2 separate regions of the Homo sapiens genome follow, and region 1 is linked to region 2. The links are chromatin loops, found by intact Hi-C in ENCODE. Cell type or tissue: PC-3. All regions are shown on one strand. Each heading gives the region's core, and the rest is flanking DNA. Links, peaks and the distances in the headings are about the cores only.

Evidence for each region. A loop is a pair of places that touch in the nucleus more often than their neighbours do. Peaks named below come from ENCODE experiments on the same cell type or tissue, not always from the same donor. Only the 100,000 strongest peaks of a DNase experiment are listed, where the experiment ranks them.
Region 1: a loop joins it to region 2, with 3 times the contacts of the local background. A loop is called at or near these places in 1 of 110 quality-filtered maps.

What each region holds. Positions count from the first base shown.
Region 1 is chr7:105,095,419-105,099,821 of GRCh38, forward strand. The region is part of intron 15 of KMT2E (lysine methyltransferase 2E (inactive)); the gene reads left to right. Among named protein-coding and RNA genes, the nearest start is that of KMT2E, 83 kb to the left of the region's middle. In PC-3, for the core only: no CTCF peak of the experiment used is centred there; DNase peaks (open chromatin) are centred at 1,083, 2,443 and 3,903; H3K27ac peaks cover 3,935 bases.
Region 2 is chr7:105,217,671-105,222,073 of GRCh38, forward strand. The region is part of intron 2 of SRPK2 (SRSF protein kinase 2); the gene reads right to left. Among named protein-coding and RNA genes, the nearest start is that of SRPK2, 170 kb to the right of the region's middle. In PC-3, for the core only: no CTCF peak of the experiment used is centred there; DNase peaks (open chromatin) are centred at 751, 1,931 and 2,281; H3K4me3 peaks cover 2,088 bases; H3K27ac peaks cover 3,890 bases.

The sequences.
Region 1 (4,403 bases), core at 218-4,217, 120 kb before region 2:
GATTATAGGCTGTTTTTGGAGGAGGAGAGGGCTACTAGGGAGATAAAGTTGGCTATAGGTCACACAAAATACTCAGGGATGAAGATTTCATGAAAGAATATTTATGTGGCCAAGATGGAAGGCCTTTTCATTTCCAGTTCCATTACCTCTACCCCTTTTGGCCTTTTGGATTTTTCTTTTATGAACATTTTCTTTTTCCATCCATGATATTTTGTCTTTTTTATCCTTAAGAAGTCGTTACCTGCTTTTACAAAAGCAAATTTGTGGCTAAGTTATGTGGAACTGCATGGTTATTGTACGTTAGGAAAATCTTACCATAAGCCCAGTAGACTGAAATACAGTAGACTGTTTATACTCACTAGATTCCAAAAACCAGGGCACTACTGAGTGTCCTCCTAGTATATTTGTGGAGGTGGGGCTAGATGGCTGTAATCTTCTCATATAAACAGTACATGTGGAAGGGGATTAGATACTGGGGGGTATACCTGTAGCTTAAAGTGATCATTTTAAAAGCAGCAAACTTCTGAAAGATTTAAATACTAAAAGAGACTTGTTGCTGGGCTTGGTGGCTCACGCCTGCAACCCCAGCACTTTGGGAGGCCAAGGTGGGTGGATCACTTGAGTCCACGAGTTCGAGACCAGACTGGGTGACATGGCAAAACTCCATCTCTACTAAAAATACAAAAATTAGCCAGGCATGGTGGCACATGCCTATAATCCCAGCTACTTGGGAGGCTGAGGCATGAGAACCACTTGAACCCAGAAGAGGAGGCTGCAGTGAGCCAAGATGGCATCACTGCACTCCAGCCTGGGTGACAGTGAAAGGCTCAAAAAAAAAAAAAAAAAAAAAAAAGACACTTCCTCCCCCATTTATAATGGCATGAAAACTGTCTCCTTTGTAGTTTTAAAATATTTCCAAAATAATTTTTCATAACCCTCATAATGTACTTTGGGAATACAATCTTGGTAATATTTGATGGCCTATATTATCAGATTGCTTAAAATTGAGTCCACAGAAGATGATTCAGTGTGGTCTTCATATTTAAAAGGACGGACATTTGAGAAACGGTGAAAGGGTATGACAAGGAAGTCACGTAGGCAAGAGATTCCTGGACTTGTCAAGCAGGTATTATAGTCTAGTCTGGAATTTTTATACCACCACAACATAAACTTCATGAGGGAAAAAACTTTCAGTTTTATTCATTGTTGTAGCCCTAGCTCCTAGGGGAATAAAAAATGGTGGGCAAAAAAGTAGACCATCAATAAATGAGCTAACTGAATGTTTATAACAACCACTTGAGGAAAGATAGACAGACAGATACAGGCCCATGAATGTGAACTGAATGAAGCTTCCCTGTAGTTCAGGTAATGGATGATCTGGAGGCCTTGCCCTGAATTGTGCAGGATTCCCCACAATTTTCTCGGCTTTCATCCTTCACATCAAGTATTCCACGCAAGTATAATTTGAGATGCTTTGTGAAAAAGAGCCGTGACCAGTTTACTGTGATGAGCACTATACTATATTCTTCCTTTTCAGATTACCAGTGTACATGTGTTTAAAAACTTGACACAATTGTCAGATTTTCCTAAACTTGTATACCCTTGCAGTTTCTTGTGGATAACACCTTTGACCCCCACAGAGTGTTATTCAGTGGAACAGACTCTGTGGGAAAACACTGCAGAATCCATGCTGTTACTAAATGTCTCTAGGAAAACTTGACTGACTTCATTTAGAAAATCACTTTAGAATATGCAATGCTTTAATAATAAAATAGGATAAGTTTGTTGCCAGAAAAGTCATCTGGTGACAGGATTTGAGATGTTATCCAACTCCCTGTTCTGTCCTCCGTTGATGCTGATTTTTTTTGTAAGGTCCTGTTTTCTCTAATTGTAGAGACTGGGAATTTTATTTCTAAAGATAAGTAATTAATGACATTGTGGTGTTAGTGAAAGGGAACCTGTTTATTATTTTTTTCATTTTTTTTGAGACGGAGTCACACTCCGTTGCCAGGCCTGGAGTGCAGTGGCACAATCTTGGCTCACCGCAACCTCTGCCTCCCGGGTTCAAGTGATTCTCCTGCCTCAGCCTCCCAAGTAGCTGGGATTACAGGTGCCCACCACCACGCCTGGCTAATTTTTTGTATCTTTAGTAGAGATGGGGTTTCACCATGTTGGCCAGGCTGGTCTTGAACTCCTGACCTTGTGATGATCCACCCACCTCTGCCTCCCAAAGTGCTGGGATTACACGCGTGAGCCACTGTGCCCAGCCACCTATTTTTATTAGGTACTCAGTTCAAACAAAATGAGGTTAATCAGCTTTAACTGCCTTCTAATAAATTCAAGATTTCCAAAATTGTTGAAATGCTTCCAGTTAGTTACATGTCTTTAAGTAACGTGATACGTGCTTGACATAATGTACACATGGTTCTTACTCATTTAAAAACAATGTGAGTGCTTGCCATTTGAGATATCGGATGAGCAAAGAAGGAAAGGTCACTGCTCTGGAAAAGCTTTCGTAGAGAATGGGGTAGAGGAAATAACAAACGAGTATCAAAATAATAAAGAGTGCCATGAGTATAAATTCCATCATCACATGATAGAGGAAATGGAGACACCACACAAGCCATACGTGTTATTTTGGAATGATTTTTATTAGTAACAAATAATCTTACCCATCTTTTTAGATTTATAAGTTTATCTTTGTTATATAAAAGGGTAACAAGTTTTTTTGAGCAAGGAATCATTTAATTTCTCTATTTCAAGACCAAAGAAGAATAGGGTGATTTTGTAGGTGGGCTCTGGCTTTCCTTTTCCTATTTTTTTTTTTTTTTTTAGATAAAGACAGGGCCTCGCTCTGTTGCCCAAACTGGAGTGCAGTGGTATGACCAATAGCTTACTGCAGCCTCCAACTCCTGGACTCAAGCAATCCTCCTGCCTCAGTGTCTGGAGTAGCCAGAACTACAGGTGCATGCTACCATGTTCCACTAATTTTTTTGTTTGTTTCCTGAGACAGAGTCTTGCTTTGTCACCTGGCTGGAGTGCAGTGGCGCAATCTCAGCTTACTGCAACCTCCACCTCCCTGGTTTAAGTGATTCTCCTGCCTCAACCTCCTGAGTAGCTGGGACTACAGGCGCGTGCCACACCTGGCTAATTTTTGTTTTTTTAGTAAAGACAGGGTTTCACCATGTTGGCCAGGATGGTCTTGATCTCTTGACCTCATGATCCACCCTCCTCGGCCTCCCAAAGTGCTGGGATTACAGGCATAATAAACCACTGCGCCCAGCCTAAATTTTTTTGTGGAGATGGGAGTCTTGCTTTGTGATGGGGATATTATTAAGCAGACTGCTTATAGGAAATTACAATGCTTGGTATTTACTCTTGGAAAACCATAAACTAAGACATATGTCATAAAAACAATGTATAGATTTCATGGGAAATCTATCGAGTTTAGATTATATAGCACAGGTGTTAGGGGCTATGGAAAGTCTGCAGGGGTTAATTAGGAATCCTAATTTCTCTATCTCCAGAGTCAGCTCTAACTACCTCAAAGAATAAAACTTATTTTTCAGTTAGAGCTATAAAATGGGAGGCAAATTTTGTCTTTAAATAGGTACCATATACATGGCTGTGTCAAAGAATGTACTGTATGTAATGGTGACTAGAAAAGCTGAATGATGTATGACCTTTAAGAAATTAAAAATAAATGTAGAAAATCAGGCACGTTTATGTTCCAAAATATTTGTGTATTTTAAGATAAAGCTAGGTCTAAAGCTGTTAGGAAATGTTTAGTGCTTAAGCTTTATTCTTACCCAGCTGTAGTAATGTAGGAAGAGTTTTGCTTTATGTAGCGGCAGTAATTGGAAAGAAGAGTAATACAGAAACCAGGAAACCTGCATAACCTGCATAGTAATTATGGCTCTGCTTTTGAATGAGTCACTTAATACACATGGGCTTTGGTTTCTTCAGCAGTATTGGACCACATTATTTTTTAAGATCCTGATCAACTCTAGAAGATTATGAACCATCTCTAAATACAGGATTTTGCTCTGACTATAAATTAGCTGTAGTGTTTACAGGGGAGTTTGATTTTTTAATTGAATGTTTATATCATATAGTTTTATCTCTGACCAAAACAAGAAAATATTTCTTGTATCCCAAACAAGAAAATATTGGACTATGTCAGACTCTGTTGGCATAAATTCATATTTACCTTACAACACCCAGGATAATCATACTACAAAAAATATCTTCCTTGGGTGCCCACCTGTGGGTAGTTTTTTATTTTACACATACAATGATTTTTGCCAAGACAAGTTTGTTTCTTCTGGAAAAATGTACTTTCCCCAAATTTTTTATTTTAAATTTTTTGAAAAGAAATAACCATAGTAATTAATCCCTCCTCT
Region 2 (4,403 bases), core at 122-4,121:
TATAGAGAATATTCCTTATTTACTTGTTCAAGAAATACTTACAAAGCTCAAACTATTTTACTGCTAAAATGAGAAAAAAATGAGTCTTTTCTCATGGTACCAGGAATCTAACAGATAGATCAGATAGAAATAAAAATTAGAGCATAAAACAAGGCAGAACGTAGCTTGATAACATTACTTCTTTAATTAACTCAAGGCATATTCAATGTATCCAATTTCCAGTCTCCTGTATAATTCCCAGGGGATACAATAGCAAAAACAAAACATGTGGAAAGGTATACATGTTCTCTCCAGCTGGCTGAGTGCCTAAAAATTCTCAAAGAAAGGAGAGAAAATTGAAGAGGCCTATGACGAAGAAAAAGGTGTCAATAGATCTAGCTAGGAAAGGGCGTTCTAGGCAGGAGGACATGATGGCCTGAGCAGGAGAAGGTATGGCAGCAAGAAAGGGCTCATCCACTTCTGCCGGCACACAAGGTACCCAAAGGAGAATATTGGCAGAAGTGCTAGAGAAAGGTTGAGACCAGATTTTGACACCCTGGGGTGAAGAATTTGAAGTTAATTTGCTAGGAAATAAAATGCTACACAAAGTTAAATCTATTTCTTTCGGAAGCTATAACACAATAGTTCTCAAATAGAACTATACAGCACAAACAAGTGGAAGTTTTTCAAAATGCAAAAGTGAGAATCAAGAGATTCTTCTGACTCAGTAGGTCAGGAATGTAGCCTGGGAGCATGTCACCAGGTGACTGATACACACCCATGGTTAAGAATCAATGCTCCAAGGAATCATTACCATCTCTAACGGGTGTCAACTGGCAATGCACTAACGTGAGTTTATGGTCCAAACACAAGTAAGGAAAGTAGATACAAATAGACGTAGGTAAAGAAAGGCAGATAGAAATAAGAATTTGTAATGGTCCAAAAGGTTTAATGAAAAGGACCTCCACTTATAATAAATGATGTTTCCTAAGAAGTTACTGCATGAATCAGTTTTCAATCACCTACTACAAGTGAAGTAAAACTAATTTTTAGTGAATTCTATTAAAATATAAATAATCATACCACAATGTATTTAGAGTTCCAACTCAGAAAAGCATGCCTAAGGGAGTTATAATTTAAGCATGACTGGGGACTGAGTGACACCTTAAATATGACTGATAAATCCTATTCATTTTTCTTTTCTCCTTCGTAGTTGAAAAGAAAAAGAAGAAAACCCCAAAGAACAAATAAAAGAAAAAAAATCAAGGAACAAGAAATTCAACAATTTTTTTTAAAAAAATAATGAGAATAGAGAAGAGATGACAACTAGAAAGAACATAAGCAGCTATAAGCAAAAGTGGCCGCAGAAATAGATACTGACCAGAAAACAGTCCACCCTGGGACCACAAGAGCTTCAGCACTACAACCAGGGGCGGGGGAGACATTCTGGGGGATGATGCTGGAGACACATAGCTTCGTTGGATGGAGTGGTCGGCGCATACTTCCCACACTCCCACACCTCCAGTGTAACCAGATCACAATCTTTTCCAAGGCAGAAGACGGAACATTTTGGAGACACTAGGCACAAGGATATATAGTACTGGGCTAAGAAACAGTCTTTATGATGAACAGTTAGAATCAGACCAGGATCTTAGTCTCCTTACTCCACTCTGCTCCCAGAACATATCCCCGGCTCATGTCTACGCCCTGGACAGGAATACGGAGACTTCTTCACTGGAGAAACTAAATAGCCCCACTCAGGCCAGGCCTATGTATCATTATAACAGAATTACTTTTTTCACCCTTCCCTTTAAAACTAATGATCTTCAAGAAGACTTATGTTTTACTCACTAGGTTCTGCTCCTATATGCAAGATCCTTTCAGGCTTTTAAGTGCTAGAAGCCACTCCCTGTTTACTAAGTATGACGTTAGCTATGTGCCTAAGAACAGACTGAGCCTTAGTCCCTACGTACTTAGTAGAGCTCCTTACTTAGACATTAAATAACAGATGTTGAATGAAAAATCACAAGTGAAAAAGTATATGCCTAATGCTTGGTAAACTATTTAAGCCTACAATCTAATACTCTGATTTCATAATCTGACAGTGATCATAAACTTTTAAAATGTTACTCAAATTTGCAGTATTTAAGAGTAATATTTCCTACTCATTTATTTTCCCAAAATATGTAGGTACCGTGTGAAAGCACACAAAATTCTGTTTATTTAGTGGAGATAATGTTTCTATGTATTAGGAGTTCATGAGTAAAGAATCTTGCTAATGACTCAGCCACAAACTGGTGGCAAGAACAGGCAAAAATTCCTAACCAGTGTACACCTGACTTAGAGCCATGTAAGCCAAATAGCCTATTCATCACTACTTAGTAGGGAGAAGTTTAAGAACTCAAATAGTATCTGACTTAATCATAAAAAATGAAATACGGTTTAATCAAGTGATTAATGTTTTTAAAATAAGCAGGCAAAAAACTAAACATAGGGAAAAATAATGCAGTTTAAATGTGGCTATAAAATAAATACTTTATATACAGAATAAGTAGTTTTGTTTTTCCTAATTCTTAGATCCACTTACGATTTTAACAGTCTAGCTTGTGCCGGGTGTGGTGGCTCACACCTGTAACCGGGAGGCGGAGGCGGGCAGATCACAGGGTCAAGAGATCGATACCAGCCTGGCCAACATGGTAAAATCCCATCTCTACTAAAAATACAAAAATTAGCTGGGCGTGGTGGCGCACACCTGTATCCCAGTTACTCAGGAAGCTGAGGCAGGAGAATCGCTTGAACCTGGGAGGCAGAGGTTGCAGTGAGCTGAGATCGCACCACTGCACTCCAGCCTGGCGACAGAGCGAGACTCCATCTCAAAAAAGAAAAAAAGAGTTAATACAAGTGTTCAAAAACTCAAATTTAAATTGTAAAAGAACTAACATTAAGAAAAAAAGTCTAGCTTGTCATACTTAGCTAAAACAAAGTCTTTCAATCATTTATTAGTATATGAAACAAACCACCAAAAGAATCTAAAACTAGCATACCATTTACCACTCCAGTTGAATGTCACTATATTGTTTTCACTAAGACTCACTTTAACCATTTTTTTTTTCCATCAAGACATCCAGACCCCCAGCCCTGATTTGATGTCATCCCAGGATGTGTCTCATTTGTTTCAGAAGCCATCTTGAATTGTTTAAAATGTTTTAAAGGTTTCCCTTTACAATAGTCTAATCCTTTCAAAAAGTGGGGTCAGGGGCAGGAAGAGCTATACAATAATTTTTTGGTACTGGAGGTAAATAAGAGTAGAAAATGAAAAAATAAATTATAAATCATTACTTCAAAAAATATTAGCAGTATTTATTTGGCAGAATCAGAAAATAAAGTTCATGTGAGCTAACTGGTCTAATAAAAAGGTTTACTAAACCCACACACCAGTTTTCGACAAAAATCTCTAAAACATATTACGGATATTCCTCAACTCACGATGAGGAATATCCAAAACACCCTTCATAAAGTTGAAAAATCCTAAGTCAAGTCATTATGAGGGACTTGTATCTGCTGTTGCCATTATACGCTTGTCTTTACTAACTAAATAATATTTCACTCCTGTCACTAGAATTTGAAAAGTACAGAGTAGTAGTTAAAGGCATAGTCTTAAAAGTTGAGAGCTTGGTTTAAGTTCCAGCTCCATCAGTTATAAACCCTGTGGCTTTGAGCGAGTGATACCCACTTTTCTCACCAATCTTATTCTTTCTCCAGCTACAACAGTCCTCATGCCCTTCTTGAATCCAGACAAGAATCTACACTGCCTGATGATCTGGTTTACGAAAGCCTGTACATTTTTTCTGGGATTTCAAACCAATATCACACCAACGCCAAATGCTACTTTGGCCCCAACCATACCTATTTGCCAAGGTCAGCATCACGGAGCATTCTGTCACTACTGCCTCAATTTCCATCCCTGAAACAAGATGCTGCTTTTTTCTGTGGTGTCTCCCTTATATAACCCCCTGTCCACAACAGTCCTAACCATATCCTTTGCCATCTATCTGTGGCGCCACATCCCTCTCCCCACTCAACCCATCTTCCTTTTTAACAGAGCCAACTTTCCAAAATTAACATACAACTGGTGATTTTTCTGCTTGAAAAGTAGTATTTATTTTTCTTCGGATTACCAAAATAATATTTGTTCATTATCTGTAAATCACAGGGCTATAAACAAACTAATTCTTTACAGCCCTAGTATCCACAGATAAACCAAAATAACTCCATTTATTTCCTCTCAATTTTTACCCAGATATAATTTGAGATCCCTCTTTTCATAAACATCTTCTCCTATCATTAAAAACACTGTAAAATATCACTTTAGCAGGCACTTCATCATACACGTCTACCAAAACTACTGAACCATTCCTTTGTTT